Linked DNA regions of Mus musculus: region 1 is linked to region 2. The links are chromatin contacts, found by POLR2A ChIA-PET in ENCODE. All regions are on one chromosome and are shown on one strand. The core of a region is the stretch at or near the end of the contact, and the rest is flanking DNA. Distances in the headings are between cores, read along the strand shown.

Region 1 (3,050 bases), core at 432-2,931, 140 kb after region 2:
GGACTACAAGAACACCTGTGGCTCTAGCCTGCAGCTCCCCCCCCTCCCCGAGAGAATACAGGAAAACAAAGCCAAGAGGTGCCTGACACCAAGCCAGCCATAGAGAGGGAGAGCATTTGATGGGGAGGCAGAGGGGGCCTGGCCCTGGCCCAACCTGAAATGCCTACATCGGCAGCCTATCATTCAAAACAAAAGCCCCTCCCCAAGGCACAGTCACCCATGTGGTACCCATTGTGGGTAAGGAACAAAATTCAAACCCAACTTTTCCAAGCAGAGCCTAGGAGTTACATAACACCGGTTTCAGCAACAGGCAACCCAGAAGGAAAAACAAACCGGCAGTCACCTCTCCATCCACAAAGTGGGCTATTTCCACTTGAGGCGACAAAACCCTGGCTCTGCTCCAGGGAACCCCTAACCCAAACTTGAACTTGAACCCTGGCTGGAGGGGGTGGTGGATGAAGTGGCAAAAGGGTGAGATGGGGTGGTTGGACTAGCCAAACAGGTGACCCTGGAGGGCAATGTGGGTCCGTCCAGAGGATAGCAACTGTGGACAGGTCACCTTAGACATACCTAGGAGGGGAGTGAGGGAAGCTCTGGCTTAAGCCTTGAGCCGAGCAGATCCTGCGCTACAGGAGGGACACTAATGCAGGTCACTGCCCAGCCTAGCAGGGTGGAGGAAAAAAGGACAGGTGGCAAGTAGCTGGGACAAGAGGCTGGGAATCAGAGAAGATGGTAGGTAGCTGGGTGGGCCAGAGCAGCAAGGACTAGGGCAGGTAGCAGGAACCTGAGTCAGGTGGCAATGACTGTGGCAGGTAGACCTGGAAGAGGTAGTTGGAATAGGGTGGAAGCAGAGATCTGGGAAAAGGGCAAGTAACGGGAACCAGATCTGGTAATAAGGTACCAGAGACCTAGGGCAGGTGGCGGGTACCTGGGCAGTTTAAACAAGAATCCAGGGTGGGTAACTGGAGCTGGCCAATAGGGACTTAATGTTTAAGGAGCCAGAGCAGGAAGCAGTTACCCAGGCTTGTTAACTGGACCTGAAGCCGGTAGCTCGGACCAGCGCCGTCTAACTGGGACCTGGCTCAGGTTCACAGGGGCCCAAGGCTGGTTAACTGGGATCTAGCGCCGCAGCTCCCGCGCCCGCCCGGCTTCCGGCGCCGCCATGCGCCGCTCAACTCACTTGTGCGTCGAGCTGGCCGGCCGCGCCGCCTGCGCCCGCTCCGCCCGGGCCTCCCGCGCCGCCGGGGCCGCCGGGGGGCGTCTGCGTCTGGCTGGGAAGGGTGAAGTCGGTGAATTCGAACTCGGAGCCCTGGGTGTCGGCGCCGAGCAGCTCGGCCTCCTCAGTGTCCAAGAAGGTGAGTGTTTGCGAGCTGGGGCCGTACGCCTCCACACTCATCCTGCCGCCCGGGCCGCGCCTTCAGCGGGCGCCTCACCGCACTCGAGCCCGAGGCTTCGGCTAGGCCTAGGCCGTAATCCGGAGTAGCCGCTGCCGCCGCCCTGAGAGCCGGGCGGGCTCCGAGTCGGCCTCCGAAAGCAGAGCCGGGCCGCCGGTTCTGAGCTCTGAGTTGCCGCCGCCGCCGCCGCCGCCGCCGCCGCCGCCGCCGCCGCCGCGCCCCTCCGTAACGCTGCTCGCCTCAAAGCCGACCGCCGCTCTCAGACCCCTGGACAGGAACCGCCGTCGCCGCCACCGCTGCGGTGCGCGTGCGCGAGCCGGACGCCGGCACAGATGCGCGTGCGCGAGTCCGACGCCGGCGCAGGCGCGCGCGTTCCTCCCGGAAAGTAGCCAACCGCACCGGAGCACTGGGAGCTAAGCGGGAGGGCGGAACTCGCCGTGCGCCTGCGCGAAGAGGCGGGCCTTCAACCGCCTAAAGGACCTGGGCTCGCGAACTTGGCCCCGCCCCAACTGCTGCCTAGCGGTGCGCATGCGCGCATGCGACGTCCTCACCTCCGGGCTTCAGGGCTGGATGTTCGTTAGGTGCTGATTGAGGCTCTCTCCAGAAGGTTTTGGGTGTGGAGCCTGTGGCACGGGGACCACGCACCTGCACTCCTTGAACCTTAGTTACCCCGTCTGTCACTTGGCTCGTGGCCATTCTCAGTATTCATCGATTGAATAAATGAGTAGGGAGCGGGGACTCTGCCAAATGGTAGTCACTGCTACCCCGAGCACTCCTGAAGCCTGTGAAGATAAATGCTTCTTTTGTCTTGCGATCAAGTCGCACTGGTCCGAGCTAGCCTGGGAATCGCTGAGAAGGGGTCAGGTCCCCTAGAACTAGTTATGAATGGATGTGAGCTCCTCTTGTAAGCGCTGGGTGCACAACTCTGAGCCATTTCTCCGGCCTGTTTTGGTTTTGATTGAGGGTCTCACACTGTAACCATGGTTGGTTTGGAATTCGGGGGAATCCTCCTGCCTCAAAGTGCCTGGTGGTGGGGTGACAGGTGTACATGCAATGTTGACCACGGAACTAAGGGCTCTTGTGTGCTAGGCAGAAGCTACCAACTGATGAGCATCCACAGCCAGCTGCGAGACTTAGAGAAACACTCCTCCCTGGGTTTCCTTCCCACTCTTCAGTGGAGGAAGTGTAAGTGTTGCAGCTCTGAAGGGAAAGGCATTCCCCCCACAGAAGTGTATCTGCTCTGCTTGGGCAGGGGGAGGGGTGGAGGTGGTTCCCCAAAGTGTTTCAGCTGTGCTCCAAAAGATCCTGGCAATTGGGAGCCAAGAAATAGAACAAAGTCACAGCACACAACAAACCTAACACGAGATTTATTGCGAGGGAAAAACCCAGGAGGGTGGCTGCCTCTGCTTGGGTGGATCTCCCAGTAAGGACACTCCTTAAAATCCAAGCACTCAGGAGTCGAAGGCAGGGAGATCTCTGTAACTCTGAGGCCAGCCTTGTCTACAGAGCGAAGTTCAGGACACCCAACATTACATCATCTCAAAACACACAAAAACAGATGCTGAGTGTAGAGGCGCAGTCTCCCAGGACTCTGGAGATGGAGACAGAGCAAGGATTCAAGGTCATCCTAAGTTGTATAGCAAGTTTGAGGCCAGC
Region 2 (2,851 bases), core at 252-2,751:
CAAGAGACAGAAACACCAGTAAGCAGCCTTTGACAGGAGCTGGCTCACAGACAAGGCTCAAGGGGGCCAGGCAGAGCCTGCTGCAGCGTTTGAGGGCTTCAGACTTCTGGTTGGTGAACTGGGATGCTCTGAGCATCAGGCTGAGGAGATTATTCTAAGTCCAGAAATGACTCAAAAGCTGTCCAGCCCTGAGATTTTTGTTTGTTATTGGTCTTTGAGACAGGGCCTCTGAGTAGCCCAGGCTGGACATGAACTCCAGATCCCCCTGCTGAGATGATAAGTGTGTACCCCCACACCTGGTTTCTCTGGTGCTAGGAATGGAACCCCCAACTTCAAACAAGCACTCTACCAACTCCACTCCCGTCTATGCACTGTTTGCTCATTAGTTTTCTTTCCTTTCTTTTTGTGAAACAAGGTCTTAAACAGACCAGGCTACTCAAATTCACTGTGTGTAGCCAAGGTAACCTTGAACTTCTGATCCTACCTCTACCTGTTCAGTGCACAGATGACTCATAACATCATGCTGTGTCAAGAAGTGATTTTATATGCATATACATATACATATTGTGGTGTGTGTGTGTGTGTGTGTGTGTGTGTGTGTATTTACGTGTGTGCCACAGAGCCCATGTAGAGATCAGAGGACAACTTTTGGCAGTTCCCAAAAACTCAGTTTGCTGAGCCATCTCACCTGACCTCAAGCACTCTTTATAAAAGTTCAAGGACAACCTGGGTTACAGTGCAAGACTTTGACTCCAAAACTAATCAATAAATAAATACAATAAAATGAAATGCTAGAAATAAATTTAAAAGCCCTGTTAAAGCAATAACAGACCAGGTGGTACCCCACACTTTTAATCCTGGCACTTGGGAGGCAGGGGCAGGGAGATCTCTGTGAGTTCCAGACCAGCTGGCTCTACACAGTGAAACACGGTTTCCAAAACCAAGCCACCACTCGCACTACACGGGGGACGAAAATAAAAAATTTAAAACCACAAGTTAGGTGGACTTTGCTTTGGGAGTGAAGCGATGGTTGCGCGACAGGGACGGGGAGAGGCACGCAGGTGCACGTGTGTAGCAGCCGCGTCCGGGTGGCACCCGAAGCTTGCACCCGAAGCGTCCACCCGGGTTCCAAAGGAAGGACACGCAGCGGGCTGAGGAAGATCAGGTCTGCGAGGCACGCATGTTGGGTGCGTAAGCGGCCACCTTGGCCTCACAGGGGTTGTCACTCTCAGGGCAGCTCGGTGTGAAATTAGGGTTCGGCCTGGCCGTGGGGACCCCGAGGACGCGCGAAACACAGGGTGTGTGAGGGGATCTGTCACCTCTCCACGCTCGCGACACTGCTGTCACAACGAAACGGCCCCATGCCGCGCTTCCTCCCAGCCCGGGCCGCGAGAACCCCGCCACCCCGCGTCGCCCCTTGGCGCCTGCACTCCTTGGGTCGCGCTCACCTGCCCGGACGCGTCGCCGCTGCTGCCGCTACTGCCTCAGCCGCCTCAGCCGCTGCAGCCCCGCCTCGCGCGGGCCCTAAGCTCGAGGCCGGGAGGGGCCCAGGCCCTGCCGCCATTGGTCACGCCCTGTCCAATCAGCGCTGGAGACGGCAAGAATTGGTAAGCATGGCACAGACGGGCATCCTTTTTAACCAATCGCTAAAGGAAGGGGCGAGGCTACATGGAGGGGCGGCCCTGGTTCTTCTGAGCGTTCTACACCGGGTACAAGGCGGAGAGGCCTGGTGGGGGGCGTTCAAGAATTGGAACCCGCAGAAAATGGGCAGAGCTTCCGGCCAATTGCCAAGGGGTATAGGCGGAGCTAAGAGGAAAGGCGGCTCTTGGTTTCTGAGAATTCGGGGCACAAGGAGACAGAAGCGAGGATTGGATTCTGCAGAAAACAAGCAACGCTTTGGGCCAATAACTGAAGGGAGGGGGCGGGGCCTGGAAACAGCCCTCTTAGCCAATCGCTGAAGAGCAAGGTCAGCGCTCTGAGTAAGCTGGCGCGCTGGGCAAGGGCGAAGCTCGAGGATCGGAGGGTGTAGCCCGGAGGGCAACGATGATTGACTGCGACACTAAAGATGTACAGGTCCTGGGACCAATCGCAGAAGCTGTAGGCGGTGCATCTTCCAGGGGTGGGCGCGCTAGGTACAGACCATAACTATCTTGTCTGCCCTGGATGATCTAGTATGTTCCGCGCAGACTCCTCAGGTTCCCATGGCGCTCAGAAGCTTTACTCTTTCCTGAATTTAGACTTTGACAGTTGAAACACTCTTGGTTAATTCTCAGCCCGTCCCTCCTTTACTGTTCCCCTGCCGATGATACAAAGGGCAGAAACTCAGATCACTCAGCCTTCCTCTGCTACTTGAGTTCATGTGCAAAACATGGGAAGCAAAAGTGCAATCCTGCTGACGTGATCTGACTTTCAGAAAGTGACGTCTCTGGGTCCAAGCTTTATCCTTTACGAGATCTTATGACATCCCTGTGTTTGTGGTAACTGGTGAATTAACCAAACAATAAATACAACCACATGTCAAAGGGAACACAGAGAGGTCAAGCTCTTTGACCAAGGTTACAGAGCACTTTAGCTGTTCAATTTGTATATTGAAGCTCTGAACCCCCTCAGAAAGGGTAGTAAGACAGTGGGGAACGGAGTGACCTGAGTTACTCAGTCTGCTCAAGCCTTGGACAGAGCAATCCTTAGGTTCAATCTTGCCTCCCTGACCCCTTTGTGGAAACAGAAGGAGCCAGCAAGATGGCTCAATGGGTAAATGTTAATCCTACAGATTCAAGGAGAAAGACCACCGACCCAAATCATGGCCAAGAAAATTAAAGCAAGCAATTAATTAAAGCAAGCTTGTGTACAT

What was found. ChIA-PET counts read pairs that join two places held with the same protein, here RNA polymerase II (POLR2A).
Region 1: POLR2A ChIA-PET joins it to region 2 with 16 read pairs in embryonic stem cell. The contact joins the promoter of Upf1 here to the promoter of Slc25a42 in region 2. POLR2A ChIA-PET finds 5 or more read pairs at or near these places in 3 of 5 experiments (Patski and embryonic stem cell).

The regions. Positions count from the first base shown.
Region 1 is chr8:70,351,598-70,354,647 of GRCm38, forward strand. It overlaps Upf1 (UPF1 regulator of nonsense transcripts homolog (yeast)), which reads right to left and starts at 1,682. Exons shown (of 24, transcript NM_030680.3): 1 at 1,181-1,682. The coding sequence starts at 1,396.
Region 2 is chr8:70,210,780-70,213,630 of GRCm38, forward strand. It overlaps Slc25a42 (solute carrier family 25, member 42), which reads right to left and starts at 1,502. Exons shown (of 8, transcript NM_001007570.2): 1 at 1,449-1,502.